2 separate regions of the Mus musculus genome follow, and region 1 is linked to region 2. Evidence: chromatin loops called from intact Hi-C (ENCODE). Cell type or tissue: gastrocnemius. All regions are shown on one strand. Each heading gives the region's core, and the rest is flanking DNA. Links, peaks and the distances in the headings are about the cores only.

What was found. Peaks named below come from ENCODE experiments on the same cell type or tissue, not always from the same donor. Only the 100,000 strongest peaks of a DNase experiment are listed, where the experiment ranks them.
Region 1: it touches region 2 in a loop (2.2-fold over the local background); 1 of 42 quality-filtered maps calls a loop at or near these places.

Annotation. Positions count from the first base shown.
Region 1 is chr9:96,592,651-96,608,680 of GRCm38, forward strand. Rasa2 (RAS p21 protein activator 2) reads right to left here. Exons shown (of 24, transcript NM_053268.2): 3 at 13,443-13,546; 4 at 10,063-10,157. Among named protein-coding and RNA genes, the nearest start is that of Rasa2, 31 kb to the right of the region's middle. In gastrocnemius, for the core only: a CTCF peak has its summit at 7,337 (motif pointing right); a DNase peak (open chromatin) is centred at 3,340.
Region 2 is chr9:96,631,605-96,647,634 of GRCm38, forward strand. It overlaps a transcript of Rasa2 not described here. Among named protein-coding and RNA genes, the nearest start is that of Rasa2, 8.1 kb to the left of the region's middle. In gastrocnemius, for the core only: no CTCF peak of the experiment used is centred there; DNase peaks (open chromatin) are centred at 7,215 and 8,073.

The DNA of each region.
Region 1 (16,030 bases), core at 2,802-10,801, 41 kb before region 2:
CAATTTAGTACGTTTTAAGGAACTCAAGGCATTAGCTTCCTCAAGAAAGAGCTTAGGGACAATGTAATCCAGAGCTTGGGTATCTCTTCTGCTTACTGGCGATGAGCAATCCTAAACCGGTTAACAATTAGTGCTGCCTTACCTCCACATAGCTGACAAGACAAATTCCCAGTGCCAAGTGGAGATCTTGGGGTGTGATGTCTAGGGCCTGGTGTACTGAGTGATAGTATCAGGGGTAGGGATATTTGCACTCTAGTTACAGCTTCTCTTCAGAGCCCTTCTAGACATTCATTTAAAGATATAATCTGAATCACCTTTATTACTTTATGCCGACTTTTCTTATGATACTGAATCTCAGGACCATTAGCTGTGAACTTTAGGCTAGATGACTACTACACAATGAGCAATATACAGTTATGAGTCATAGTGCAAAGGTCTGAATGAGAGAGATACGCTCTAACGCAAACAACAAAAGGCGTCAATGAGAAAACGAGCAGTCATGTAGAGTTGGAACTAAACAGAAACAAATATTCCAGAAATAATAATCTAGGTATAAATATGGAACCAAAAAAATAGTCCAGAAAAAAAATCTAGGTATAAATATGGAACTAAAAAAATAGTCCAGAAAAAAAAATTTAGGTATAAATACTGATAAAATCATATATATCTTACAAACTCGGTCCTTCACTATTCCTGCATTGAGCATTTACAACCTCTGCGTTTTGATACTGACCTTGAAGGTCTATACTATGTAGTAATTTTTAGTGTTACGTGTGTGTGTGTGTGTGTGTGTGTGTGTGAGAGAGAGAGAGACAAGAACAGAAGACTGTAAGTGGAGTGGGAGTTTAAAATAGTTATCTTAATTTCTTTTAACATAGGGTCTCGCTATTTAGTCCAGGCCAGCCTCAAACTTAAAATATATACCACCCATTTGTTTGTTTGTTTGTTTGTTTATTTTGCCTTGTTTTTATTCTAACAGAAAATAAAGTGAAAAATCTAGCAAATAACTGGAAACTATAAATGAATTAAATGATAACTTTAGAGCTAAGTACTAAAGTAACTGAAATGAGATATATCTAACATCAGATCAGCCACAGCTAAAGGAGAATAAACAGGAGTGAAAGGCTCATCAATAGAAAATGTTCATGATGAAGTACAGAGGAGGGGAGCGCTTAGGAGACATAAGACACATACACAACAGTCTGGTTCTAGTACAGGGAGCCTGGAATCCCAGTACAGAAAGTCAGAGACGGGAGAATCCAGAGAGAATTGCTTTAAATTTTCTAAGACCTGTGAAAGACATTACGTTACAGATTCAAAATCTCCTAAAAACATATCAGTTGGATAAATAAGAAGACAGCATACCAAAGCACTAGTGAGACAGCTGAAAAGATAAAAAGGAACCTTAGTGCAGCTGCTATCTCCTGGTATCAAAAAATGCACAGAAAACAGGTTTGTAAAAACAGGCAAAAAATAATGCATAAAGATAAAATCCTCTCACATCTAAATAGTCTTTAAATCATAGAACATTTTAAATATTGAGAATTTCCTCATAAAAATGACTGAGACTGTTTCAGCATGAGACTGCTCTCTGGTTAAGAACACTGGCTGCTCCCACAGAGGACCCCAGCACCACACAGCCAATCATAAATGTCTGTAACTCCAGCTCCCGGACACCCGATGCTTCTTCTGGATTCCAAGAGTACCAAATAGGCATACGGTGCACATGCACACATGTAGATACTCATACAAACACACAGACCTTAGAGACAAATAAAAAAGAACTCTGTATGTTTCAATTGGTTTAAAAAACTTATGAGGCGAGGAACAAATAAACCAACTAACACCACCACCACCACCACCACCACCACCACCACCACCACCACCACCACCACCACGACGTTATGGCTCCCGACAGAGTTTCACTGGTTGTTTTGAGTTCAGGTCTGGCTACACTGCCTAAGCTGTTCAGTTTCTGGAGTGGCTGGAGCTACAGGCATGCATCATGCATCGCTACAGCAGCTAAGACAGCTTTAGTTATAGAAATTGCCTCTAAATAATTTTAGACACAACTGCTTGTCAGATGAAAGACAAAACTTTACTTTATAATATCTCTTATATTAATGGCAAGATTTTTTTCTCCTTAAATAATAATTTAATAATGAGATAAAGAGTGGGGCACAGTGGCCCACACATGTCATTAGTTCCAGCATTCAGGAGGAGGTAGAAGTAAGCAGATCTGAATTTGTCTGCACAGTGAGTTCCAGGCCAATCAAGACTATATAGTGAGACCTTTTTTCAAAAAAATAAAAAAATCTAAAAAGAAATAGAATGGCTCATTTCTGTTACTTCCCATATACAAATTCACAAAGTTTTAAAATCAATCTATAATAATAATAATGAATTATGCTTTTATATTATGATCCCTTAACTGAACATGTGTTTAATGTCTTGATTTCTTCTTAACTGGCTATTTAAAACAGTGGTGGTGCACGTCTTTAATTCCAGCACTCGAGAGGCAGGCGGATTTCTGAGTTCGAGGCCAGCCTGGTCTACAGAGTGAGTTCCAGGACAGCCAGGACTACACAGAGAAACTCTGTCTCGGAAAAAAACAAAACAGTAAAACAAAGGCCATTAAGAAAAAGTATATACCGATCGATAACTTACAGTATGATCCAGATGGTCAAGCTTATCCTGTTGGATAAGACTTACTAAGTAATTGCATCGAAAGGACATAACTAACATTGCATCTGGCATAACATGTGGGTTTGCTGCCTGTACATGTTGTGTGAGACCCCACCCATAATCAACAGTCTTATGCAAAGCATGTTTTTTATCGAGGTACCTAGGAAATAAAGAATGGAACAATGCTTATAAGGTGTGAGTTTCAGCATCTCACAGCTAAGAGGATGGCTGTATTATCATCACTTGTATGGAAGAGAATAAAGAAAATGTACACCAACTGGAACAGACTGACAGCCAGGATCATAACCAGGACTGGAGCCTAAGGAAGAGAACGCTTCAAAACCAGAGCAGCAGGCAGCCAGTGGAGCCCTGATAAAAGTGACGTGCCCATTTGCTTAGGGGCATCAAGTCCCAAGAAGCGAGTCTGAAGGCACACTACAATGGTTTCAAAAGAAAAGGGTTCATGTCAGAGGGGAAAATGGCAAAAAACAGAGTCAAGAAAAAGATTTGTATTTTATTAAAAAGGTAGAAAAGGGGCTGAAGAAATGGCTCAGCAGTTGACAGACAGCAAGCACTGCTCTTGTAGAAGACTCAGATTTGACTCCCAGAACCCAGCGTGGACTCTCAACCACATCCGACTCCTGCCCCCCAGGGGATCGGATGCCAGTTTTTGACTTCTGTGGGCTTTGCACACACGTGCTGCCCCTAATACACTCAGGCACAGACACAGACACAGACAATAAATATTCTAAAAATCCTGCCAAGGAGCTGAAGACATGGCTCAGCACTTAAGAGCACTGCTTGCTTTTGCAGAGGACCTTGGTTCCAACACCCCCAAGGCATTTCATAACTGTCTGAAACCCCAGTTTAAAAGGGTCCAACACCTGGCTTTCACAGACACTAGGCACACATGTGGTGCAGACATACATGCAGGCAAAACATACATACACATAAAGTATTTTTTTAATTAAAATTCTGTCCAAAAAGGTAGAAAATGCACTCATTAAATCCTGCTACCATGAGCTTCTAAGAAGAAAATAATCAGTAAGTCCAATAAGCAAGAGATAAAGTAAAAGGCTAAGATAACAATCAAGTGCGTGGTATGAAATGGGAGTTACTAGTGAAGCTCCTCACTCAAGGAGTGACCGACATTTACACGTGTCACTTCCTGGATCTCCACAGACACGTGGTCCTTTACACCGAGGTCCTCATTCCATAAGTGATCTTCCACCAACAAATCGGTACGGATTTGAGTTACAAATACTAATTAGTGGTAATGGCAGATAACTAAACTGCTTCCTCTCCGAGATAAAGATGCTGATCATTTCATCCACTCAATCCCCTAAACAAACGGGCCTAACCCAGACTCCAGAATGAACTGCCCTGCAATGTCTCCAACCTCATTAGACTTTAGTGGACAGTGACAAAAATTTAGCTAACTTCTCTCTGTAAATTGAGTCAGATCTTTGAGGATGAGGAAGGTATATGGACAAAGAGACTTAAAGATGAATATAGCATTTTACAAGAGGCACTAAGAGTAAACTCACAGAAAGAAACAAAGGAAGAGATATGTACTCTCATTAGGCATATAAAAAGAATGGTTGACATCTTTAGGAATCATTAAGTGAGGAGATAGCTCAATTGCTAAAGCGTCTGCCATGCCTGCCTGAAGATGAGTAACTCCCACCAGCCACCCAGGAAAACAGGTGTATAAATAAAGATGGGTATCTAATACATTCTGAATATCTGCCCTTATATCCTCATCCTGCATATCAAGGGAACTTCTCTTTACAAAGGACTAGAAACATTACAGAAAACCGCAACCAACAAAATGCAGAGCCGTGGAACCCAGTCCCAACAGATTCATCAACAATACAACTCCTGCACCTAAGGATCATTGTGAAAGGGGAGTGAGGGGTGGAGAGACTGTGAGAGCCAGAGGATCAGAGAGTTTGCTATGGAATTATGTCTCCCAGTAATGTCAGAAGGTACACCCATGAAGTTTCACAGAAATGACTGCCTAAATACAAGCGGAACAAGGATGACAACAGACACGCCTTTGTGGGCTGGGGTGAGGTAGCCCAGGCGGGGGAAGCCCTTACCCAGAAGGCTACACCAATTGGGCATCTGACACCAAACAGTCAGCCCAGCCTTATACAGATTAAATAGGTGGTAGTCATGCTAAGAATATATGCACACATGCGCACGCACGCGCACGCACACGCGAGCACACACACACACACACACCCATACCCACACACACACCGACATACACACACACATCCCTAACAACATTTAATGAAAAAAGAAGTCATAAATTTGAAAAACAACAATGAGGGATATATGGGAGGGCTTGGAAAGAGGAAAGGGGAAATAATATAACTATAGTATAATCTCAAAAAAAAAAAGAAATAATTTTTAACAAAGATGGTTGTAGTGTTGTACTTGGAAGTCCTAGGGAGGCAGAGACAGGTAGATCACTGGGACTTGCTGACCAGCGAGCCTAGCAATAGTGATCTCTAGGTCCCACTGAGAGACCCTGTCTGAAAACCGAGTTGAAGTATCTTTAAGAATGACACCCAAGGTTATTCTTTCTCTAAATACACAAGCTCACACATACACAGGCACCTGCACACACACACCCAGAATCTTTTTTCTCTTTTGTTGGAAATTGGTTCTAATGTTTGGTCTTATTTTGGCTTCCAAAAGTCATGCTTTCTTCATACCTGAGGATTCCTGCCCCCTACTGGCTTTGACTGATAATGAAGAATTGCTGTGCAGCCAATGGTTGGACAGGGAGATGGGGCGAGACTTGTGTGGACAAGGGACCCAAGGATGGGGAAGCAAAAAGATGAAACTTATAGGCCTGCAGGCAAATAAGTATCTGGGGCCACTTCCCCACTTGGGTCTGGGGTAGCAGAGATGAAATACAGATTTTTAAAGATGTTAACTCAGAAATATCAGAGGGGAGTGTTTGCTAGCCATGGGGAGGTTTAGAAGTGTCCAGCCATTCAGCTAGTCAAAGCATATCAAAATTAACTGGCATGTGTGTGTTTGTCTTTTATTTGGGAATCTGAGCTCTTGGGCGGGTACAGTGAGAGCGCAACCTGCTAGGAGCCAAAGCGGTTTAACTAATTCACGGCTACACTCTTTATTTTGCAAGTATATAGTTATTTAAAAGAGAGTGAAAGAAGAAAACATAACTATTCCTTTTTCAAAATGAAAAATGAAAAGCCACAAACATGAAAAAAATCAACCAGTGGATCACAGGTCTCACCTGCCTTACAGTACATTGCTGCCGAGTTGGGGCTACTGCTAAGAATGACACTACACAGCGTTTGTTCATCAAAGCCCCAGATAAAAACTAATGTTCTCTGTGGCAGTCAACCATGTTATGAAGACTTAGTCACTTCAAGGATCATTTTTAACTTATGTGAATTTCTATCTTGTGTGCTACTGTCAGAACCTAACTGCCATTACCACGAAGTATCTGTGCAAATGTCTGGGAACTATGTAGCTCACATTCCCGAGGAAGTTCCTGTAATTTGACTTCAAACAGCTCCCTACACACTTTCTAATGCATTCCCCTTTGCCCACTAATTTGGGTAGGCTTCTGTTCTTATATTTTGATGCTCCCTGAGCAATTCTAATCTGTTGAATTCTTTCTATAACTAAGAGTACACGTCACTGAAAGACAGCACAGTGCTGTGACTAGGAGTTAGGCAGATCTCTAATGGGATCACATCTTCTATGACTAAGTCCTTTAATCCTATTAATATAATCTGCAAAATGAGGTTAATATACCTACCTCATAGTGCTACTATGGGCCTTAAATGAGATAATGTATATTAAGTACTCACGGCTATACTTGGTACATATTTTATAATTACTAAAAGTAATCATTAGATTGAGTCCTGGCTAAATGTAATCTCATTGCTTTCTATGCTGCCATCTATTTTTCTTTTTGCATGTCTTTAAAAGATATTATAAAACTTATACAGGGTAAACAACAAAACCTGAGTAGGCTCTATATTAGTTTCAAGCTGTTTTCAAATCTTTTATACTCACAAGGCTAGTGTGGTATTTTCAGATTGTTTGTGGCTAAATAATAATATTCCCAATGATAGCATATTACCCTGAAAAGTATTATCCCTCCCTCCCACCTCCTACAGCATTTTTCTTTTAAAATCTATTTTAAGTAGTGGGTAAGTCTTACTAATTACCATTTAAGATAAAAGTTCTGGAAAGGCTAATGACTAATGGGCACGGAAGCAAACAGTACTAAAAATGTAAATGCCAATACTATATATAAAACATAATGGCTTTATAGATACACTGTCAGATAAAGCCTGTGCTCTAGTATTAGTTTCTGGTATCACCTCCAAGATTTACACAAAGAACACATAGAGCTCTATATTTTCAGAATCAAAATCTTTTTTTAAAAGGATTTATTTATTTTATGTATGTGAGTATACTGTCACTGTACAGATGGTTGTAAGCCTTCATGTGATTGTTGGGAATTGAATTTTAGGACCTCTACTCGCTCTGGTCAGGTCCTCGTTGAACCCTACTCACTCAGTCCCTGCTCACTCCAGCCCAAAGATTTACTATTATTAATATATACACTGTAGCTATCTTCAGACATACCAGAAGAGGGCGTCAGATCTCATCACGGGTGGTTGTGAGCCACCATGTGGTTGCTGGGATTTGAACTCAGGACCTTCGGAAAAGCACTCAGTGCTCTTACCACCTGAGCCATCTCGCCAGCCCCCAGAATCAAATTCTTAAATCTAGAAAAATGTATGCTGGTCATTAAGAACGTACTAAATAAATAAATAAATAAATAAACTGTAATGAATCTTCTAAGTAATTCCATTTCAGATCAAAATCTTACAAGCCTCTTCTTCTCTTTCCTCTTGTTCAAATCACTGACAGATTAGATGGGTGCAGTGGTGTACGCCTAGAATCCCAATATTAAGAGAGCACTGTGAGATCGAAGCCAACCTCAAGTACACATGAGCAGCATACTCAAATGACTGACACCATGTGGGCGTAGATGGAAAATGTATTAAGTCATGTGTCAAAAACTGAAAATGGATAATCTGGTAAAGCTATATTAGAAAGCCACCCGTGTTGGCTAGTTTTAAGTCAACTATCTTCAAGCTAGAACTATTTGAAAAGAGGAAACTTCAACTGAGAAAATGCCTCCATGGGGGCTGGCAAGATGGCTCAGTGGTTAAGAGCACTGAGTGCTCTTCCGAAGGTCCTGAGTTCAAATCCCAGCAACCACATGGTGGCTCACAACTATCTATAATGAGATCTGATGCCCTCTTCTGGTGTGTCTGAAGACAGCTACAGTGTACTTATGTATAATAATAAATAAATCTTTGGGCCGGAGCGAGCAGGGACTGAGTGAGCAGAGATCCTAAAATTCAATTCCCAACAACCACATGAAGGCTCACAACCATCTGTACAGCTACAGTGTACTCACATACATAAAATAAATAAATCTTAAAAAAAAGAAAGAAAGAAAATGCCTCCATAAGATCCAGCTGTGGCTGTAAGATTCTTAGTGATTGATGGGGGAAGGCCCAGCCCATTGTGGGTAGGGTGTGCCATCCCTGGGTCTGTGAACCTGGGTTCTGTGAGAAAGCAGGCTGTCAGTAAGCAGCACTCCTCCATGGCCTCTGCAATCGGCTTCTGTCTTCAGGTTCCTGCCCTGTTTGAGTTCCTGTCCTGACTTTTTTGGAAACTGACGCGTAAGCCGACTAAACCCTTTCTTCCTTAACTTGCTTTTGGCCATGGTGTTTCACTGCAGCAACAGAAACCCTAACTAGGGCACCACCAGACTGAGTAGTGGTAATAAATTTACATCTGTATAGAAGCAAACAGGTTTTTGTTTGTTTGTTTGTTTTAAAGACAGGGTTTATGCAGCCTGGCGGCCTTCACTTCCTAGGTGCTGAGGTGACAAATGTGCGTGGACAACATTCAGTTTCTGTGGTACTGCGGATGGCACTCAGGACTTTGTACATGCGAGCCAAACACTCTACCAACTGAGCTACAACCCAGCCCTAAATCAAGTTTTAAAGTATTCTCGATCCATATTAGTCAAGCATGGTGAATTTTATTCTCCTTTTACAGAAATGAAGCTCAAGGTCATTAAACTGAACATATGAAAACACCATCAGCCCATTCTACTTCCTCACATGGCTTCTCCCTTGGCACCAACAATGCTCTTCCTGAGAGCTGAATGATACATATGGTCAAATGGACAGACAGAAGATTAAAACGGGGTAGAGTAGATAAAACAGAAAAAGTACTTAGCTATATTCTGTATTTAAGAAGGGATTTTTGCACACAATACTTTTTTTTTTTTTTTTTTTAGAATTTAATCACAGAGACTGCATAAAAGGTTATGAAGAAATGGAGACGTATTTTATTTGCAAAGTATCTGTGGGTATGCTTTTTGTCTCTTTGTTTTAAACTTCTGAGTCTTAGCAGCAAATTATAGCCTGCTTAAGAGACAAAGAATCCTGCCTGGAGTTATGCCCTTGTGAATGGCTACACAATCATTACCATAGTTAATAAGTTTACAAAAAAAGAAAAGAAATAAGAGAGAGAGAGAGAGAGAGAGAGAGAGAGATTGATTCCCTTAGAATTAATTTTTAAGTCATAGAGACTTAAGCTTTTTAGAAACTTCAACAATACATTTCTGTTCACATATAGAATTTATACAAGGCCTTTTATGTGGCAAGGGGAAAAAGAATAGATTAACAAGAATAATTATACCCCTTCAAATAAAAGGAGGTAAACAGGAGGGGAGGTAGGAATGAAGGCTATGCATTGCAGATTCAGGCATGGTTTAAATAAGGAACATTTTTTTCTCCACAAATCTAGTTTATTACAAATGGAGTAAATGCGTTCAAATGAGAATTTATTATTTTCTGGTTAATTCCTGTATGGATACATGTATATATATGTATGTATATAGGTGCCGTGCACATGAATGGAAGTTAGAGATGAGAGTTGGTTCTCGAGGGCTGGAGAGATGGATCAGCAGTTAAAAGCACTGACTGCTCTTCCAGAGGTCCTGAGTTCAATTCTCAGCAACTACATGGTGGCTCACAACCATCTGTAATGGGATTTGGCACTCTCTTCAAGTGTGTCTGAAGACAGTTACACTGTACTTATATATCCATAAAATAAAAAAAAATCCAAATGGAAAAGCCATTTCCTTCCAGCTCTCTATTACTTTAAGGTCTATGTTTGGTATTAGAATGTAAAATAAGGTATTACAAGTTCTATCAGTATAAACTAGTATAATTAGTTGGTTTTCACTGGTTTTTCATGTTATAATCTCCTGATTATTTAACTTACCTGAACTTCTGAATTTGAGTCAATCGGCTGCAGTGAAAACCAAGTTTCTTTACCACTATGACTGCACAAGTCTTCTTTTTTGATGGCTACTTTTCCTACAGAAAATAAATAAAGTGATGAGAAACCATAGTTTATATAACCTTATGGTTCATAAGCATTGTTATATATTTTACAGAAAATATTTTAATTTGTATGTGCTGATATAAAAATCCACCGTTACTCCTTTTTTTGAAACTGGATGTTGCTATGTAGCCCTGGCTAGCCTGGTACTTGCGATTTAGCCCAAGATAGACCTAAACTCATGGTAATCCTCCTGCTTTAGTCTTCTGAGTGCTGAGATTACAGAATTAAAAAATTTGTTTCTATAAAGTTTGTTTTTTCTTATACCTTAAAGAAGAAATGTCCTGTTTCTGCTTGCCCACTGGAAGGCCCTTTTGTGGGTCATTCTGAATCAGGGCAGTAGAAGGACTCAGCTGGACTTAATGTAACTATGGTGTGTTAGCACTTCCTCAGATTAATATTCAGGATAAAAACAGAATCTAAATGGCAATGCTATATAATTTTCCAGGTTGTGAAGCACTGTGGATGAAGTGTGTGTGCTGTTAATTCTGAGCAGTAACACCTGCATTTAATAAGAAGTTATATGCTCCAATTAAGTGAAAGGACAAACAGTATCTTACCTATTACTAACAAATGTGCAAAGTACCTCAAAGATCATTTTATCAAACATTACTAAGCTAGCTCTACTGCTTTAGCCATCAAAGCTGCTCCCTAAAGCGCTTGTGTCTCAGGGAAAGAGGAAATACCGTGAACAAAGGAGGATGAAAGGAGAGAAGAAGCAAATAATGTTCAGATGAAGCTCTTGGTGTGCTGGGGCAAAGCACTTCCTTCCTCAATGCAAGCCCTGGGAAGCATCGTTTTGCATGTGACTAACCATTCAAAGACCGCACAAAAGCTCCAACAAAGGAGATACAGGGTAGTTTAAGAGTAATTCACGTCTTTCCTTGTTTTAAAAATACTTTCCTTTTAAGTATCCCAACGGTAGGTTATGTCTTTTTTTTTTTTTTTGATTTTTTTTATTAGATATTTTCTTTATTTACATTTCAAATGTTATCCCCTTTCCTGGTTTCCCCTCCAAAAAACCCCATCCTTCCCCCCTCCCCCAGCTCACCAACCCCCCACTCCTGCTTCCTGGCCCTGGCATTCCCCTATACTGGGGCAACGAACCTTCACAGGACCAAGGGCCTCTCCTTCCACTGATGACCAACTAGGCCATCCTCTGCTACATATGCAGCGGGACCTATGAGTCCTACCATGTGTTTTCTTTGGTTGGTGGTTTATTCCCTGGGAGATCTGGGGGTACTGGTTAGTTCATATTGTTGTTCCTCCTATGGGGCTTCAAATCCCTTCAGCTCCTTGGGTCCTTTCTCTAGCTCCTTCATTGGAGACCCTGTGCTCTGTCCAATGGATGGCTGTGAGCATCCACCTCTGTATTTGCCAGGCACCGGCAGAGCCTCTCAGGAGGCAGCTATATCAGGCTCCTGTCAGCAAGCTCTTGCTGGCATCTGCAATAGTGTCTGGGTTTGGTGGTTGTTTATGGGATGGGTCCCCAGGTGGGGCAGTCTCTGCATGGTTGTTCCCCCAGTCTCTGCTCCACACATACTTTCCTTTTAAGTATCCCAAACTGTATGTTATGTCTTACAACATAACCTTACTTTTAGTTCAACAGTTGAAAACAGAAATGATAAATTTTTATGTGAAGCTGTATCAACTTTAAATTATCAAGTGAAAAGGAAGATAGAAAAACAAACAGAACAACATATGTGCGTGTATGTGTGTGTATTTTTTTTCTTTCTGGAAGCAGGTGGTGATTATACAATTGTCATACTGTGTGATTTCAAATTTTACAAATATTTTATCTTGATAATCCCAGCACTAGGCCAGCCTGGTCTACATGGTGCATTCTAAGACAGCCAGGGCTGTAAAGAAAGACCCTGTCTCAAAAAAAGGGGAGGGGGGAGAAAGAATTTCAAATTTAAAAAACAGCTGCCAAGAACACTACATAAAACTATTTTCTTTACCCAGGATTTCCAAAAATCTTATCATTTTTCGTATGTTTTGCTCTGATATGTGCATGTGTATGTGTATAATATGTAAATGTACAATGATCCCTTCTCTAAGTCTTTAAAAAATAAGTTTTAAATATAATATACTTTAAAACAAAAAATTTTGTGGTATATAACTTATACCTTAATAAAGTTGTTACTTAAACTTTTAAAAACATATTACAGTTTTATGTTTAGCTCTTTATAACTTAAAACTCAATACCTGAGACAGGGTTTCTCTGTGTAGCCCTAGCTGTCCTGGAACTCACTCTGTAGACTAGGCTGGCCTCGAATTCAGAAATCCACCTGTCTCTGCCTCCCAAGGGCTGGGATTAAAGGCGTGCGCCACCACGCCTGGCTTTTCAGATGTATAATTTAAAGAACAAACATTAAAGTACGGAACCAGATTTGTAGTAGAATGGCAACTGCAGCAATAGTCCTCAAGAGACTGAAAATCCAATCAGTCTATTAACACACAAAATTCAAAACACAAAAATCTTTAAACCTATGAATCTGTTTTCTTTTAAATATTTTGAGTGAAATCTAATACAAAGATAAAAAATCTTTGTGTGACAGTTAGAATTGTAGAAAGTGACACTAGAAAGATGTACTTCAGGGCTTTTAAATTGAATTTTAAGCTGAGAAATGAAGGGAAAACAAGACAAGTCCTCAACCTTAAAAGGGAGGGTTTTAAAATATTTATGTGGATGCTTATTCCTTTGAGCAATTCATGCCCACATTCTAAAAATCACATCGGTGCAGTTACAAGCAGTGACTCAACTTCCACCTTGCCTCAACTTAAGACTATTTAACCAAGCATGGCCTAAAAGCCGCACAGGAACGAGTCTTTCCTACTATATGTTTCAGATCACAGGAAATACACCTGACATCTTCATCTTCCCAAAGGACAACCCAGACCCCGGGTATAACATTTCAGAAGTAAATTATCTGCTTATGCCCTATAGGTTTGTTTTTAACTACAAATCGTTTTTCTTAAAATTAGTATTTGCTTTTTAATAAAAATATTTGTTTGGTTTTCTTTTTCTCTAGATGGGAAGTCTGACTCTGTAACTCAGAGAGCCTGAGATGGACAGCAACTCTATGTCACAATAGAGAGCCTGAGATGGACGGACAGACAGCAACCTTCTGCCAGTCTCTTGGTGTGAACGTCTATGCCTGATGGGTTTTACTTTAATAAGCAGATATCAAAGACTTACAGAAAGAATGAACATAATACTAATGTTGTAATTATAAATAATTATGAATAGTACCTACCTATACGAAGATCTCTTTGTAAAACATTTTTATCATAAACATAAAAAGACAAATACTGGAAAGTTCTTGGAATCTCAAAATAAAATTCTTCACTGAAATATGGACTAGAGAGAAAAGAGAAATCTCATTATATTAAATAATATATATTTATTATCACTATTAAAATGGTACCAATAATAAAATCACATTCAAATTTTACTTTCAACAAACATCCATGAAATTATAAACTAAAATTCTTGAGAATTTCAAACAAATTCTATACAAATCGAGGTGAACTGAGGAGACTTTAGGTGCCAAATGAATTCTAAACATACAGCTTTGCAGAAGGTCCTGTGAACAGAAGAGTTAGTACCTGCCTAGCCATGCTCACCCAAAGCTGACATGAATGAGAGTCAAGACAAAGCCATTCGTATTATTATCTTAGAAAGATATAACCGGCAACAGCTGTATAATACTGAATATCTAAAATGAATAATGCTATATAAAATATTTAATTATATTAGAAATAGACCATTAAGCATTTTTATTATCTTTCCGGAGTTAATTTTGAATTATATAATATCAAATCTGATCTATAGAGGCTGGTGGTCTTTGATAAAATTACAAACCTGTGTAGCTTCTACCTCAATCAAAATATAGAATACTGTTAGCACCTTAGATAGCTGAGCAGTGGGGGTGGGTTCCAGAGGTTTGAGCCAGGGAGCTTGTGTATGCTATGCAAGTATGTAAATGTATCTTTTATTTGCCAGATACAGTTGTTGTTTCAGAGGCTTACTATTGAATAATCTCATCTGTTCAGCTCTTTCAACTCTGGCTGGCTGGTTCAACTCAGCTGTTCTGAACCAAACTCCTCTCCAAGCTGACTGATTCACACTGGCTCCTCTTAGCATCTGACTGAATTGCTCTGCTTGGCCTCAAACTAACTCTGGCAATCTGTTCTAATCTTCTGGCTCCTTCTTATTCTCTGTCTTTTATCTGCAACCTACCTTGGTAAAATTCTCCCCACCCCTCTATGCTGCTCTCTTAAGTCACCTCTCTTTCTCATGTTGTGAGAGCTGAGCATATGCCATCACTGACTCATTCTGTCAAATCTTTCTCTGACTTGTCATTTTGTCTGCCCCTCACGGCTGCTTCCTTCTACAAATTAACTTTACCTTCGTTGTTTAGGATTAAAGTTGTGTGCTAAGGGTGAGCCTGTACTCCAGCCAGATCACAGAGTCCTAGAAGGCTTTGGATGTGATCCCTTGCCAGAACAGGCATGATGCTGGATTAAAATTCTTTTACATCTCCCCCCATTCTGATTAAGCTAAATACTGTATACATTTTAACTTTTATAACACTAGTGCTCTTTTACTGAGTTATATTCTTAGCCCAGTGATATGATTTCTTTGTATATGTATACATATGTGTACAAGTGTGACTGTTTTGAGTATAAAGGCCAGAGGTCAATCACCTAGTTGAGTGTCATCACCTAATTTTTTGATACAGGGTCTTTCCCTGAATCTGAAAGTCCCTGTCTGGCCACACTGCTGGCTACCTAGTTCCAGGGACCTTCCTGTTCATATAAGCCCAGCTCATTTCAAACAACTGCAATACAGTTTTATGTGTGCCGAGGAACCAAACTCAGGTCTTCATGCTTGTCTAACAAGACTGAGCTAATTTTTCAGTCTCAGTGATTTGACTTGTGTGCACCTGTGTGTGCACCTGTGTGACCTGTGTGTGGGTGTGCATACTCCCATGTGTGCATCAGTATAGAGATCAGAAGTGGATATTAAGCATCTTCCTTCATCTATCTTTACCTTATTTTAAAAAACCAAACCAAACCAAACCAAACCACAGGGTTTCTAGCTGAACCACTGATGTACGTGGCTATATGGACTGGCCAGCAAGTCCCAAGGATCTTCTTAGCTCCACACCTCAGCTCTGGGATTACACCACTAATGTCTGGCTCTCTACATGAGTGCTAACTGTCCAAACTGAAGTTCTCAATGCTTTCACGACAAGCACTTCACTGACTGACCTATCATGGCTGGGGAAGTTAGTGGCTACTGGAAAGGGGAAATCATTTTCCTCAGTGGTGTAGCCATTTGTTTGTTGCCCATGCCCCAGTGCATCATGCTCCACCTACCCGTATGCAAGCAGCCCTAATTAAACTCAGTGGGTCCCATACATACCCACAAACACATGAGAGCAGGAGAGCTTGCTAGAAGGAATTCAGAGAGTGTGCATGGGAATCAGATGAGGGAGGGTAACGGAGTGGGTACGAGTTACAAACAAAACATTTACGTATGGAATTTTCAGAGAAAGAATTAAACATAAAACCTATCACCTATCCCCCAGAAATTTCCCTGTACCCTCTGCAATCACCCTTCAGACAGCCAGTCAACTGGGGAAAGTTCTATCATTACAGATTATGTCCTAATAGTGACAAAAATGGTTTTAAACTGTATTTTCCTGGTGGCTCATGGAACTGGATCTCTTTCCATGTGTCTTGGAGATACTTGTATATCTTCCTTTATGAAATATCTGAATCTTCTTAAAATTTAAAATCCTTAATTATTAAGCACTTGCTCTGATTTAGAGATATT
Region 2 (16,030 bases), core at 4,931-12,930:
GCTGACTCGCCCCGCCCCTCGCGCCGTGCCCGCCCTGCATCCGCCTCGCCTTGCCTCCCTGGGCAAGTCGCGAGAGGCGCTCTGAAACCCCCACAAGGAGGAAAACCCTGGCCCTGCTGTGATCCCCAGAACCCTGAGAATTGGACGTCCCCCACGAACGGACCTCTAGGTCCCCAGATGCTCAAGGAAAAGAAAAGTCCCCAGTCAGAATGACTCCAGGTTCCAGGAAAAAGTTTGGCATTTTGGCAAACGTCAAGAGATGTATTAGAGACTCTTCCAGCGGTGTCTAGATGCTCCCGCAGTGCGGCACGTGGGGGACAAACCACATACTCAACCTTTGCTCTGGGAACATTGCTCTGCAAAAAGTTGGGTCAAGAAAAGGACCACAGACTCCGTCCAGTCCTGTCTGAGACCCAGAGAAATTTTGAGTTTATCACCAGTTTTGCATTTCAGAATCGGAACGGTGACCTCTTTCCCACTCCCAGAAGCAGGCTTTTTAGAAAGTAGATTGGCCCTGGGAAGTTTGTAAATCTTCAACTAGTTGTTGCCACTATCTTAAGGGAACTATTTACAGTGAGTAAACTGTGTGGATAACACCCTGGTATGTGAGGAGAGGGATGATTTCCTGGTCCTGAGGTTTAACTGCGCTGCCCTAAGAAGGAAGAAACTGATTTAATAGAGCAGGGTTGTTCTTTGCCAGGTGCTAGAGTCAGCCAGTCAAGGAATGTTTTCAGACATATAGGAATGGCCCTAGGGCAAAAAGACGGGGCAGAAGGCGCCAAGACCATGAGCACCTCAACCTGGAAGGGCACACAGAGAGAAGAAGCAAGTTGTGGAAACAGAGTCAAGGAGAGCCTGCCTGGGAAGAGTGAACAGACGACAAGCAAGCCCAGAAGCCACTTGTGCCAAGGCCAGTCAGGCAGACGGAGTGACCTAAGCTTGCTGGATGTCTTAGGCTACCGAGCAATACTTCCAGTCCAGCTGGTGATGCATGAGGGTGCCCCTTGTCCTGTACCATACAGCCTTGGAGAAAGTGAGCTTACCTCTCCTTCCAGGCATTTTGTTGTTTCAAACAGAAACTCCAAATGGTATTTCCCTTTCTTTCCAAATCAGAGCTCACACACCACAGGCCAGAGACTGGCTTTTTCTATTTTAAAACGTTTAATGCTTTATTGGTATGTCTTACTTATACACAGTCATGGTGTGATACCGTTTTCATACACATGTTTAATGTATGCATAGTATTCAATACCCTCTTCATCGCCGTCCACATCCCCTGCACCCCCTTCCTCTCCTCCCAGCTGGCTTTCTTCCCCTCCAATCCCCTGGAAGGTCAGTGGATGGCTGTTGGGAGGTGGTTCTCCTTTCACCGTGGGTTTCCTAGGGATTAACCCGGCCATCTGGTTTGGTATTAAGAACCTTTAATCACTGAGTCATCACACCAGCAAGACTTTTTTTTTTTTTTTTTAGTTCAATGAGTTTATGAGAGTTGTTTCCAGAAGCATAGACGAGAGATTAATTACAGGAGCACAGGAAACTTAACAGTGGCTGTACTACTGAAGAAAATGTCTCTTCCGGCAACCGTCAACTGTCAAAAATCCTTGTAAATCCTCCTGCACCCTACCACAGGATGTTGGCTCCCAGTATTGCACGGATCTTGTATAGTACAGACAACCACAGCTGCTGTCAGGTAGAATGGCTGAAGAGATGGCTGAAGGGTTTAGAGCACTTAGAGAAGAGTTCCCAGCACCCAAGTGGCAACTCACAATGCTCTGTAACTCTAGTTCCAGGGGATCCTACTCCTTCTGACCTTCAGGGACACTAAGCACTCATTATGGTATACATACATGCAAGTAAACACTCATACACATACAAATAGAAATATCTTTGTACAAAAAATGTGACAGCCATGTCATGTCATGCCAAGAAAATTCCACCACACTCCACTCTATCCTCTGACTCTTACACTCTTTCTCCCATCTTTTCCTCAACGTTCCTCCGAGGGGGGGTGATATACAGGTCTTATTTAAGGCTGAGCATCCAGTTTTTTATTCTCAGTGACTAGTTATGAATCTCTGCGTTTAATACTGCCCATGAGGGGGTGGACTTCTCGAAGCAAACATGACATCCTCACGAATTCCTATGCACAAGCACAATTATTGGAAAGCAACTTGGTGCACACATCACATCTGTTTAGCAGAACAACATCTGTACCTGCCCTACTGGGGCTGTGACTTCCCCAGCCATAGGCTTTTTAACAGGTTTATAGTACCAGATGTGAATTTCCTCTGAAGGAGTTGCAGTCAGGAAGTGGTTGGTCACCCCCATAGCAGACTTCCCACTAGTGTGTCAGTAGGTGCCCTTTGCCTGGCAGGTCAGTGATGTAGGAAGCAGGGACCCCAGCTGAGTAAGATTACTGATGACAGTTCTCTACCAGCAGCCTGAATAGCACCTTCTGGCATGATGAGGGGTTAGCTAGCTGGGAGGAAGCGCCTTCTCTGCCTCACCTTGATGTCTGTATGCCCTGTGGTCTCTTCAGCACATGTATCTTCGGCTTCACAAGTCTAGTTCTGGTGGGCTACCAACCACAGTGGTGATTGCTTATATTGCTTGGAAGCCTGGTGGGCCTGTGGGACCAACAACAGAAATGGTCCACTCCCAGCACAGGGTTTGCATTTGATGACCTTTAGCTTCTCTGCGCAAGTTTTATCTACTTTCACAGGGTACCTCCATCAAACTCCTTTTATTTAATTCAATTTTTAAATTATCATATCAAGTATCTGGTTTACTTGTGACCTTTTCATAATCCTTAGTTTCGGTTGGCCTTTCCCTCCTCTACTCTCCTTCATCTGGAGACTGATTTCCCTAGACCTTCTCTTCACAGTGTCTCTGGTTGTCACATCCCTCTGATGAAACTTCTTTTTTTCTCTCTCTCTCTTCTCCTTTCCATTCTGTCATGGCAATTCTTTAAAAATAAAAACAAGACTTCATCTGAAGAGTGTCCACAATACAATTTTTTTCAAAGACAAGGCTTTGTAGATCCTATACGAAACCTTATCCTATCCTTTTACAGCTGTGATGTTTAGGAGTGATATTCAAGCTTTGTAAAAGGACTTTTTCCCCCACTTGGGGTTGGAGAGGTGGCTCTGTGGTTAAACTGGCTGCTCTTCCCGAGTTCAACTTCCAGCACCCACATGGTTGCTCATAACCATCTATGATAGGATCTGATGCCCTCTCTGATGTTTAGATATATACATGCAGACAAAGTACCCACATACATAAGATACCTAATAAATTAGTCTTTAAACATATTTTCTTAAAATGTATTCTCTGACGACCACATGCACACACACACACATACACACACACACTATATTTTGATCCTATTCACCCCCTTATTCCTCTCCCACTCCTACTGAGATCCTTCTTTCCCCCCCCAAAAGTCCTCATCCTTGTGTGTGTGTGTGTGTGTGTGTGTGTGTGTGTGTGTGTGTGTGTGTGTGTGTAGAGAGAGAGAATTGTCTGTGACTCTGTGTGTGTGTTTTTGCACAAGTGCCCAATCATGCCATAGACTCTAATTAGGGCTGTGGATCAAGGCTTATTTATTGGAGCAACTGAACAGTGGTTGCACCCCTCAAGAAAATGATTCCCCTTACCCCAGCAGCCATTCATTAACTACCTACACAGCTCCTCAGAGAGGGGAAGGTGCTCACGAGCCCCTCCCACAGCGGGGCTGGAATGTTGACCCGGTTAATCGTGTGTAGGTAAGCACAGCTGCTTGGAGTTCATGAGCACAAAGGCCGTGTCAAGTCCAGAAGGCAGCTTTGCATAGCTCTCCTCCCCATCCTCCTTCCTGCCCCATCCCTCCTTGAAGTCCTCTGGACCTCAGAAGTGGTTGGATGTCTCATCTAGGGCTGAGCATTTCTCAGTCCCAGATTCTCAGCTCTCTGGCCCGTTGTGAATCTCTGCATCCACCTCTGGCCACTGCAAAAGGAGGCTTCTGACTAGCATCTAAGAACAGAGCTAACCTATGGCTTTAAACATCTGCATGTGCTTCTCTGATGCAGAACTGAAATGTTACACTGGGTCTTCCTTCTCTGAAGGATTATCAATAGTATTAAGTAAGTGTTGAGAACATGTCTGTGACGTATCTAGTAGGATTAGTTCAGTAAATGCCACATCAAGCTCTTGACATGAACGCATGTGATAAGTCTCCCACCTCGTTCATTCCTGTTCTGCACCAATGAATCTTAATCTAAAGCAAAACCCAGGAAGCTTATTTGGTTTGTGGAAAACAAACCAAGCCAACAACAACAAGAACAACAACAACAACAATAAAAACCTTATGAATGGCTTCATTCATTGTATCAGTCACCAAGCAATCGAGCAGTGCAGGTCAGGAAGCCAGCTACAGATGACTAATGAATGAAGTTCACATTCCTCCGCCAGGTGTTCAGGGCTTAGATTGGACCCAGCCTGTGTCGAACCTTTCCTACCTCAGTCACTTTGAGCCACTTTCCCCAACAACTTGTTAAGAATGGCTTCCTAAACCAGGCATGGAGACACATGCTTTTAATTCCAGCATTTAGGAGGCAGTTGCAAGCCAATATCTGTGAGTTCAAGGCCAGCCTGGTCTATATATCAACTTCCATTCCAGCCACAGCTATCCTGTCTCCAAGAAAGAAAGAAAGAAAGAAAGGAAGAAAGAAAGAAAGAAAGAAAGAAAGAGAGAAGGAAACAAAGAAACAAAGAAACAAAGGAAGAAGAAGAAAATGAGAAGAGAAGAGAAGAGAAGAGAAGAGAAGAGAAGAGAAGAGAAGAGAAGAGAAGAGAAGAGAAGAGAAAAAAGTCTGGCCGAGGGTTGCCTCATTTTCCTCTCCTTTCTCTCCTGGGCAGTGGCTCTCACGTGAGTCATTGTATAGTACTGATCACTTCTATTATATGAAACCCTCCTAGCACAAGGAGAGAGGCAGCTTTGCATAGCTCTCCTCCCCACCCCCTCCCATGGAGGGAGAGGTGGTCGACGAGGGGTTTTATCTCCTGCACTCCATATTCTTTAACAATTTCAGTGTGCTCACGCATGAATGAGTGATGTCTTAACTTCCTCTGCTCTGCAGACGTGGCGCTTCCCTTTTCTGAAATTTCTCACTTGTAATTTGTTATCATAGTCGTCCAAATGGAAGCCGTCTGACCTGAAAACTTTTGTGACATCCTCCAGGTAGACTTCCAAAGCTAGCTTTTCTTTTGTTTTTTTGTTTTGTTTTGTTTTGTTTTTTTTCTTTGAAAAAATACTGTTGCTTACAGTAGGTTCTTCTAACTTCCCTTGTTTTTCATGAACTCTGTTACTAGTTTGTTACTAAAACATATAAAAACAATTTTATTTGAAGTAACATTAATTTTCCCTCCCAGGACATCTTCCTGTAGTGGAGTTTGAAATGATCACATTGTTCCACTAAGGCCCTCCAGCTCCTCTTCCTTTTCATCCCAAGTCACTTCTAATTACTTCATTTCTGAAGGAGCACTTTAGGAATGACATTTTTTTCAACTGGTGCTGCAGAAATCTTCACTAGTCTTTGTTCCTTAATATAAAGCATTCAGGAATCGAGTTTTACAGACTAAGGTCTGCATCCAAGCTGCAAGACTGCTTTTCCATCTCATTTTGTCTATGGCTTTGTGCGCTGGGTTTTAAATTCGTCTAGAGTTCCTCTCCTCACTGTGTTTGGTAACGGGAACAATATTGCAGCAGACACGATCTTGCAGTTCACTTCCTTCCCCATATTATTAATGAATGTCTTTAAAACCTATCTCTCCCCACCTCTTCTCTATTCTGATGAGCAGTCATTCACTGCCCTGTCTTTTCTGACTTCTTAGCTAGTTTTAAGCCCATTCATTTGTTTCAAACCACAAGTCAGCTCATTCAAGGTGCGATGTGTGAAAATTGCCGTTTCTGTTAATGAAATGAATACATCCTGATGCTAGAAACTATTTCTAGAGCTGGTCAGTTCCATCCTATTTCTGAATACTAATACATCCTATTACTAGCCTCTAACTGACTTGTAAGAGCTATCTTTTGGTCCGAAGTTTTTAATTTTATTATATTTTAATATTTACTTTCATTTAAATATTTTTTATGTGTCTAGTGGATGTTTTGCTTGCTTGCATGTATGTGTGTATGTGCGCACCACACGAGTACCTGGCACCCAGAAGAGGTCAGAAGAGGGCATTGGGTCCCCTGGAACTAAATCTATAGATAGTTGTTAGCTAGCCTCCATTAGTGTACTGCGAACCAAGCTCAGGTCCTTTGCAAGAACAAACGCTCTTAATGGCTTAGCCATTTCTCCAGCCTCTGTTTTATTTTACTTCTGAGACAGGGTCTCATTCTGTAGGCCTGGCTGGCCTGGAATTCACAGAGAGCCACTGGCTCCTGGCTCCTGGCTGCTGGGCTCAAATGGGTTGGCTGACGCCCTGGGCCCCCCAGGTTACTGGTGTTTCTTTGATAAGTCAGGAGATGTGTTTGTGCTTTTTTAGTAGTTAAATGTAGGTCATGTTCGTATATCTGTGCACTAATGAGGAAGAATCATTTCCCCTAGACTGGCTGGGAGGCAAGTTGCTTTCATCAGTGATGATCTGGTGCCCCCATTCATCCCATCTTAATACGTTGGTGAATTAGTTATTCGCTCTTCCTCTAAGTCCAGGCAGCAGTTTTCTTCTTAGCAAAGCTGGACATGGGGAAGTTGATGAAAGACTCAGAGAGCTTTTAAGATTTTACTTCAGAACCAAACAAGGCCATGACAAAACTGGTAAAATATGTGGACATTTTTTTTTTTTATCCCGAAGGCTCCAGCTCATCTGTTTAAAATACTTTCAAAGAAGTTTAGCTCCTGGAGGAAGCGGTTAAAGGCCCGGCTGCGGGAGCATAAGGCAGCATATGCCCTTTGGCCAGAGTGACTTCAGGTGTCCCGAGGCTCCCTTCCTTTTGAATTATGATGGTGCGTTCACCCCTCCTCCAGTCCACTCTTCTTGTCACTTTTCACTGATAAAACAACAGCCACGAAAGGGTGGAACCGTTGAGCAACTCTGCACTTGGTTCATGGACTCTGTGCCAGGACATTTCTTCATTTGTCTGGGCAGCCCTATCCACTCATCCAGCATCCCAGAGCCACCCATCAGTTATTCAGTAGTTAAGTGCCAGGCTAGAGTACCTCAGGCCAGGCAGCCCCTGCCAACCCAGCAGCCATGGGACCTTCAGGACATGGTCTAATGGAGTCCCGCACTCTTAAGATACTGCTAGGGCCTCCCAGTGTTCCTGTCACTAACCTGGCTAGTACAGATCCGCATGGGCACCTCCAGGAGTCAAGGAAATGTGGACCCACGTGGCTCTGCTCAGAGAAAGTTCCGGTGCCCCCTCCTCTCCTTAGTGCCCCGAGAATACATTAGAATGGTAGTTGGTTAAATGATACTTTCAAAATCTTCTCAAGTCTCAGCCAAGAGAGAGTATAACTTCACGAAGAACTGGCTGAGGCTGGAGAGACGGCTCAGTGGTTAAGAGCCACCGGCTGCTCTTCCAGAGGACTGAGGTTCAATTCCCAGCTCCCACATGACGACTCATGATGGTCTGTAACTCCAGTTCTAGGGGATCCAACGCCTCTTCGGCCTCCAGGCACACACATGCAAGCAAATAAAACGTAACTGGGGGGAAGGGTGCTAAAGAGCCGACCCAAAGTCCCTCATGAAACAAAGCTGGGAATGGAAGGGCAATGAGGGCTAAGAGTCAAGGATTCAGGCACAAGGGGAATTCTTTGCTGAGTTTCTTCTCTCTCTACAAAGCACAGGCAGTGTGCTGGCCGTAAAATACTGACAAAGCTCCTCGAGCCGGCCTCTGCAGGTAGATGCTACATGCTCCACTAGACGCGACAACACTTCATAGCTAACGTCAGCATTTGTTACTGTTCTTCTCATGCTGTCTCTGAGCAAAGCTGACCCACACAGACTCTCTAGGATTTGAGCCAATGCACCCTGCCCGCAGAGCACAGTCCCAGTCGGTCCTCTTTGTTAGCATCTTCAGAAGCCCCATTGCCCACTGGGAAGTTTTCCAGTGGTGAGGACTGGGGGAGGTCAGTGCTGGCAAACAGACATGTTGGATGGCATGCACAATTTCTGAGCCACTTCCTTGGCATTTTTGATGTGAAAGGGCTGAATGGGGGTTTAGCCCCAGAGCAGCAGAAAGAGAAGTATTTGAGTAGAGAAGTAGATACACCAATCTGGAGACTGAACAGGCCTCCAGGAAAGAGGACATGCTAGCAGGGCGGGGCGGGGCGGGGCGGGGCGGACCCTTGAGTGAAGAGCCCCAACTCTGCAGTAGCCAAGGGTATGCAGGGCTCCAAACAGGCAACAAAACAATTTTATTCGCCTTCTTCTCCCGATGTTACTTCTTTTCTAGCTCTAAGTGCATGGTACCATTTCCACCACCCTTTCAGCCTCTTTTAGGTGCCCCCGAAATATCATTTCAACAATTTAAGCATCATTTTGAGGAGAACAGTCAAAGCTATGGCTTCTATTCTCCTTTGTATCAGGCCTGTCACCATCTGGGAGGCTAACAGCAGAGTTGAAGCAGGACACTGCTGACTTTCTTGCCCTTTTTCTGGCCTCTTTTTGTTCTCACTGAGGTGTCCACCTTCTCTGGGGGAGTCAGGGTCCAGGGGGAAGATAGAGAATGCCCCATAGATGGCATGTCACTGCTGCTCAGACTCAAACAGTGCTCTTAGCAGTCCCCCTCCCCCATGCACCAGTGATGCTGGTTGCCTGTTGCAAACATGCATCGCCCACATTCCTCAGTTTACCCTTCAGCTTCTGTACTTCCTTAGCCCACCAGCTCAGTCCTTAGGGGAACATGTCTTTTCTGCTCTCTTGTCTACCTTTCCTGTTACCTAGAGCAAGAGCCTCAGCCTCTCACCTTGGGATTCCTACAGACTTCCACACTCCAGAGACATCTCTTATGTTTTTACAAGAGACTAGCAACATGTCTAACACTAGCCCCAGAGTAGGGCTCAGACTCTTACAAATCATGAGCAGGTGTCCTCCATGCACACTGGGAATTGAGGAGGCAGCTACAGTGTGGTTCTGTTGCAGGCTAGTGGAGAGGGGAGGGTCACCTTGCTGTTTATCACCCCAGACAACAGAAGAAACCACAGCACCACCAAAGGGGGGGTCTTTGAGGACGCTCAAAGTGCAATGGTGGGTAGTTCAGAGATGATCTCTGGTTTTTTACTAATAGAAAAACCTAGGAAAGCTGAGACACAAGAAGTTGATTAGGCTGAATCAGGGTGGCAAAGTACATCCTACATCAAATCCAAAGGCCACTCCTGTATACATACAGATTTCACACTCCCTCCAGAAGGCACTAGGTTCAGGGAACTTTCTCATTCCTAGGGACCATTAGAGCCTGGAATCTGAATAACTTACTGTTCCTGCGGAAGGCAGACAAATGGTTGCGCTTTCAGGGGTATCTTGTGAGGCCTGACGTCATCCCATTGAGAAAGGTAGGTGTTAGATGGCCTGAACCCAGGTGCTCAGTTCACCAGAACAGAGGGAAACTCTTGACTCCAAGTCAGCACAAAATGTCACTGAGTCTTGACAACCACAGGTACCTGCATCTCATTTTTCGGGCCCAAACATGTATTGTTGTAGCTGTGTGCATTTGTGTGGAGGTTAGGGGGTTACAGGTCTCCTTGTCTTCTATCCTTCACTTAAGTTACTGAGGCAAGATCTTGAAGCTGGAGCTTGCCAGTTTGGCTAGTCTAGGTAGCAAGCTTGTCTCGTGGTTTCCCCGTCTCTGCCTCCAACCGTCTGGGACTTCAGATGCATTTTTATACCTAGCTGGCCTTCATGCGGGCCCTCAGCATCAGAGCTCCAGACCCCATGCTTTCTCTAGTAAGAGTTTTATCTACCGAGCCATCTCCGCAGCCCCAGGGAAATGCATTATTTTAAAATTCTCTCTCTCTCTCTCTCAGAAGATTTATTTATTTCATGTATGTGAGTATACTGTCGCTGTCTTCAGACACACCAGAAGAGGACATTGGATCCCCATTACAGGTGGTTGTGAGCTACCATGTGGTTACTGGGAATTGAACTCAGGACCTCTGGAAAAGCAGTCAGTGCTCTTACCCGCTGAGCCAGCTCTCCAGCACCAAATGAATTATTTTAAGGAATTTTCTATTCAGGTGTAATTTCAGGTATATATATATGCCCTTGACTCAGTAATACTCACTAATACTTTCTTCTTGGCTTCGCCGTTACCTTTCCTTCTGTGTTCCAGAACCCTTTGGCAGCAGTGGCTCTCTATCCCTAAATAGTGTATGGTTCTAAACTGAAGAGTTCTCTTACCTTGTCTAGTACACTTACAAAGTCTGAAAACCAATATTGCTAAATACCCTAGCAAATCTACCGGCTTTATTCATTGTTCTGTTAACTCAGTAATCTTCATAGAAAGTCCTGGATCTCAATGGCATCCACCGGGTGTCTTTGTTTTCCTCTAATCTGGAACAGTTCTTCAATTTTACCATGTCTTTCTCAGGCTTCCTATTTTTTAATTGAAAAAAAATAATTTTTCATACAATATATTCTGGTTACACTTTCCCGGCCCAATCACTTCCAGATCCTCCCCACAAGAAACACACACACACACACACACACACACACACACACACACACACACATGCACACCCCACAAGAACACAAAAATGAAAACAACAGTATACAAACAAAAGACCACTAAGACAAAAAATATCCATGTGGCACGATGCCTCCGCCCAAGTATAGTTAATGTACCCAGTGAGACTCCAGTGAGGAAAACTAACTTTTCCTTTGACAATAGGTATCAATCGCAGGCCGTTTCTCGGTTAGGAGTGGGAACCCATGTCTACCTCCACCACCACCACCACCCCTCCCCAGTGCTGGGACCTCATCTGGCTTGAACCTATGCACACCCCGTGCATGCTGCCACAGTTCATGTGTGCATCAGTCCTGCTGTGTCCGGAGGACACTGCTTCCTTGACCTCATCCATCACCTCTGGCTCTTACAATCTCTCTGCCACCTCTTCTGAGTGGAGCCCCGAGAGGAGGGGCTTGATGAAGACATCTCATTCCCTGAGGGGAGGGGTTTGATGAAGACATCTCATTCCCTGAGGGGAGGGGTCTGATGAAGACATCTCATTCCCTGAGGGGAGGGGTTTGATGAAGACATCCCATTTAGGATCGAGTGCTCCAAAGTCTCACTTTCTGCATACTGTCCGGTTACTGGTCTCTGTCGTCAGCTCTTCTCTACTGCAAGAAACCTCCTCTCTGGTGATGTCTGAATGGGACACTGATCTATGGTTATAGCAGAATATCATAGAAGTCATTTTATTACTGTGTCCCTTTAATAGAGCAATAGTGTTTTGTTTCCCCTTAGGCATAAGGCCTATCCAGTCTCAGTTTTTTGCCACTCAAGTGGTGACAGGAAAGGGTTCCATCTCATAAAGTTTGCCTTAAATCCAACCAGGGAGTGATTGGTTACTCCCACAACATTTGAGCCACTATTGTACCAGCATAACTTGCAGGCATGCTGTGGTAGATCACAGGGTTTGTAGCTGGGTTGATGGCTACCCTTCTATGGCAGAGTACTTTCCAGTGCCATAAATGCAAGCCAGCAGGAGCAAAACACTTAGGGAGGCAAGGCTTGATGTCTTAATGGATTCATGTCAATTATTTTGTGGAATATCCTTGAATTCTGTCCTGTAGATTTTGGCCTGGGAGAAGCTGTGCCAAGGTTACAGTCTTGCTGACAGATGGGATGCATCTACCTAACTGATACTTCTCTTCACAGAAAGGTGGGGAAGAAGGCAGGGCTGGAGAAGGCACCTTTGAAGGTGAAGTTAGTCTGATGTCTCAGAAAGACCTCAGCTAGTAGAAGTGAAGCAGGGGGCCACTGTTCCTGCACACATCACAGTGTCTGTGCACACTGGCCATGTAAACTGGCTATTGTTCTAAATGGATAGAACATTTGCAGTTTGACTCTTTGATTCTCCAAGAAATTCTTAGTTATCTAACACATTTGAAGTAGTCATATCTTTCTTGAACTAAGCAGAGGTTCCAGTTGCTTCAAGCAAAGTGCGGTACATCCCTCTACTGTGCTGATGTACCAAGCTGTCTGCAATACCCTAAATGAACCCAGGGTCTCTATACAGGGCACCTCTGTGTCTACACAACTTCCTCTGTTCAACTTTCCCTCCAAGTCCCATCCTTCATGGGCACAATTAGAAGACCTGGGCTGTTACAGAGAAATGTTGATAAATGTTGTAAACAATTATATCTTTTTTTTTTTCATTGAGAAGAAATGTTTACTGTTACTCCAAAAATTAGACAAAGAACTGCCATCCATTTTACCACTTCTGGGTTAAAGGGTTTTGAAGAGTCACTTGTTCATTAATCTCCTCCGCACCATCATTCACCTGGGCCAAAAAGTGGAAGCAACCGAGCCCTCACTAAAAGATGAATGGAAAAACAAACTGCAGTTTAGACACACAACGGACTATTACTCAACTGTTAAAAAAAAAAAAAGGAAGTTTTGACACATACTACAGTATGGACTTCAAAGACAATATGCCAAGTCACAAAGCATAAAACTGTTATTCTAGGGGGCTGGAGAGATGGCTCAGTGGTTAAGAGCACTGGCTGCTCTTCCAGAGGTCCTGAGTTCAAATCCCAGCAACCACATGGTGGCTCACAACCATCTGTAATGGATCTGATGCCCTCTTCTGGTGTGTCTGAACACAGCTACAGTGTACTCATATACATAAAATAAATCTTAAAAACAAACAAACAAACAAACAAACAAACAAAGAAACCCAAAACTGTTATTCTACTTATAGGTGGTACCTAAGGGGTTCAAGTTCATACAAAGAGAAGCATAATGGGATTTCTAGGCCCTGGGGAAGGGGAGGTGAAGTTTGAGTCTTGTACATGGAAGGAACGCTGGGAATGGATGGTGGTAAAAGCTATTCACAATGGGAATGTGCTTAGCTACTTAACTATGTGCTTACCAATGTTAAGGTGGTGATCTTGAAAACAATTCTATTTAATTTTATTTTATATGTGTAAATAGTTTGCCTGTGTATATGTAAGTGCATATGGTGCCCACAAAGGCCAGAGGAGGGCACTGGATCCCTCAGAACTGGAATTACAGTAGTTGTGAGCTACCATATGGTTTCTGAAAACCATACCCCGGTTCCCTGCAGGAGCAGCATGAGCCATCTCTCTTGTCCCGAGATGACACATTTTATGTGATATGTATTTATCATAGTGGAAAAAAAATGAAAAGAAAAAGAAGTTATTGAGGTTGGAGGTGGCCCTGGGGAGTTGGTGTCTTTGTAATATTCTTGGCTTTTGTTTCATAATCATGAAGTGGCTGTTATAGCTGGAAACACCCACATCTTGTGGTGGGGTTCATTGACCACAGGATTTCTTCCCTTAAGACTCAATTACAATCATTCTGAATGTGTAAATTATCTTAATCAAATTATTGTCAATATCCCTGGGCCTGAAGATAGGCCCTTCATCATGGGATAACCTGCATTGCTTGTTAGCAAGTAGCCTGGATCAAATCAATGTTTTATTGTGAGAGAGGGGATCAGTATCCATGAAGTCAGAGAGGACTGTCCACTCCTCCTGTCTTCCTATGGTATTGCCTATGTTCAAGTAAAAATAACTTGATAACATTTGCTGCCCAAGGCTCCTTCTGCATCTGCCCCATAGACCTGCATCTTCCTTTGGTCTAGTGTGATGCCCTGTGTATACATACAGACATTGCCTGCAATGCTCATTGCAAACTCACAAGTCCTCTTTGTTCAGCTGTGTATGCAACTCTCAAAAGCTGGACAATACTGTGCCCTTGACTCATACGTACATGGAAAATGAAACAGACACAGGAGGCATCAACTGAATGATTTAAGAGTGGATGAACAAAGGCATACAATGGGATGCTCAGAGAAGTGGCTAAACAGTGTGCCAGAACTCTGCACCTAAAGCTGGTAAGAGAAACCAGAGCTCACCACCGAGGTGATCACAGAGGGCTTAAGCAAGAGCTTTGCTAAAAGTTTCGGGCCAGAGGGCATGCAAGATGTCAGAAGTCAGGTGAGGAAGAAGAAAGGGAAAGAGGCAAGGCATGGGGTTTGAAGTCTTCACCATGGGCTAGGCTGGGCTGTGTGTCACAAGCAGCTCATATTTGGCAGAGAGGGCAGAGGACAGAAGCTCACTGGTTATACACTGTTCTTAGCAGTGGCTTAGAGATAAACATCTTCCTTTTGTGTGTGTGTGGGGGGGTTGTTGCAGAATGTAGGAAAAGTGAATACACTGTTATAAGCTGTTTTTGGACTTAGGAAGAAATCTCCAGGTAAGCCTGTCACTCTGTGACTACAAATTGAATTCAAAACTTTCCATCTTGAGGCTGCCTGTCACCTGCCCAAATCCTTCAGTCTCTCCCCAGTTGTTGATTTCTAGGAGGGCCCATGGGGTTGCCATTGGCATCTTGGGGGTTGTTGTATGGTGTGAAGAGGATGGGGTGGTTATGGTCTTCCTTCTGTCATATAATGGGACTCTCACTACCCTGTGATGCCTGCTGAGAGAAGGTCAAGACCCAAGCCAAGAACATCATGTTTCAGAACCCACGGGGCAAATCTGGCAAGAATGGTCACTCTTCAATTTCTAGTTCCAAAGCAGCACTGTGTGGGCTGAAAGACTTGTAAAATCAGTTCTCAGCTTTGGGGTTTCCCCTCTTTCACCATCAGGACTGCACTAGTCTAAGGTGCCAGTATACATATGTAACGTTTGTGTCATGCTTAAAGCAACGAACATTCCCAGACTTCTCCCTTGAGTGTTCCAGGCTCCTTGTCAGCTTGTGCTGGTTCTATGACTCAGTGAGACTTGAGAGGGAGTCCTCTTTGATCTTCCAAAAGATTTTGTGTTCTCCGTTAGGAAGGATACGTAAGACAGTTGCCATGTTCTCCCATAGCCCCGTCATCTCCTTTTGTTAAACAAGAACATTTGCCTGGAAATTCAGTAGCCGTCTTGTGATCACACAAAGATTTAAAAGACCTAAAAGTTCTGAAACCCTGAGTTTCTATACGAGCTGTGGACTGCTTCCTGCAGTCCATTTGTTGAGAGAGAGAGAGAGAGAGAGAGAGAGAGAGAGAGAGAGAGAGAGAGAGAGAGAGAGAGAGACTCTCTTCCTGTCTAAGCCACCATCTGTCAGTCACTGAAAGCCCAACACAGCTCCTCCTGGCTGCACCTTTGACTTTTGCACATTAGGTGCTGATGTTGTTCCTCCATCTTATAAGGGCCAAGTTGTTCATTCACAAATCACCTGATGGACAATGGTCTGGAGTCCTGGAGGGGTGGCCTTGCCTGCTGTTGTTGTTACTGAAGGAATGAGTTATGTCTCCCCCAAGGGCAGTGGAGATTTTGATAGCCTTAGTGCAAGGACCAAGTCTGCTGGCAAGTGCCTCTGGCCATGTGCTCTGCCTCTGGACAATTGACTTGATATGTCCCTCTAGAGAAATGTAAGGGTTTGGAGCAAGCCAGGCCAATATCTTGGACCACATAGATGAGGTGATGATATTAATTTCCAGAACATAGGACCACATTTCAGAGAAAAGGCAAGGTTGTGTGGCCAGAAAAGAAATAGAAGTTTGGATAAATTTATAGTTTCTTGGGATAATTGAACCAGTGATCACCCAAAATTTAAGCATTCTAGTTTGTTTTGTTGTTTTTAAACCTATATAGTGTAGATTCCTAGGACTGAAGTCTGGAAATATCTTCACAGAGACAGAGAGGGCTGATGGGAATCCAGCCGGGGAGATTATAATAAAAATTTGAAATTATGCGATCGTCCCCTAACACCTTATCCCAGTAGTCCTTCTTGGTGAGCATATTACCTGCAATGAAGCAAAACAAAGCTCTTAGTCCCTGTGTGAAAGGGCTGGACAAAGAGTTAGAC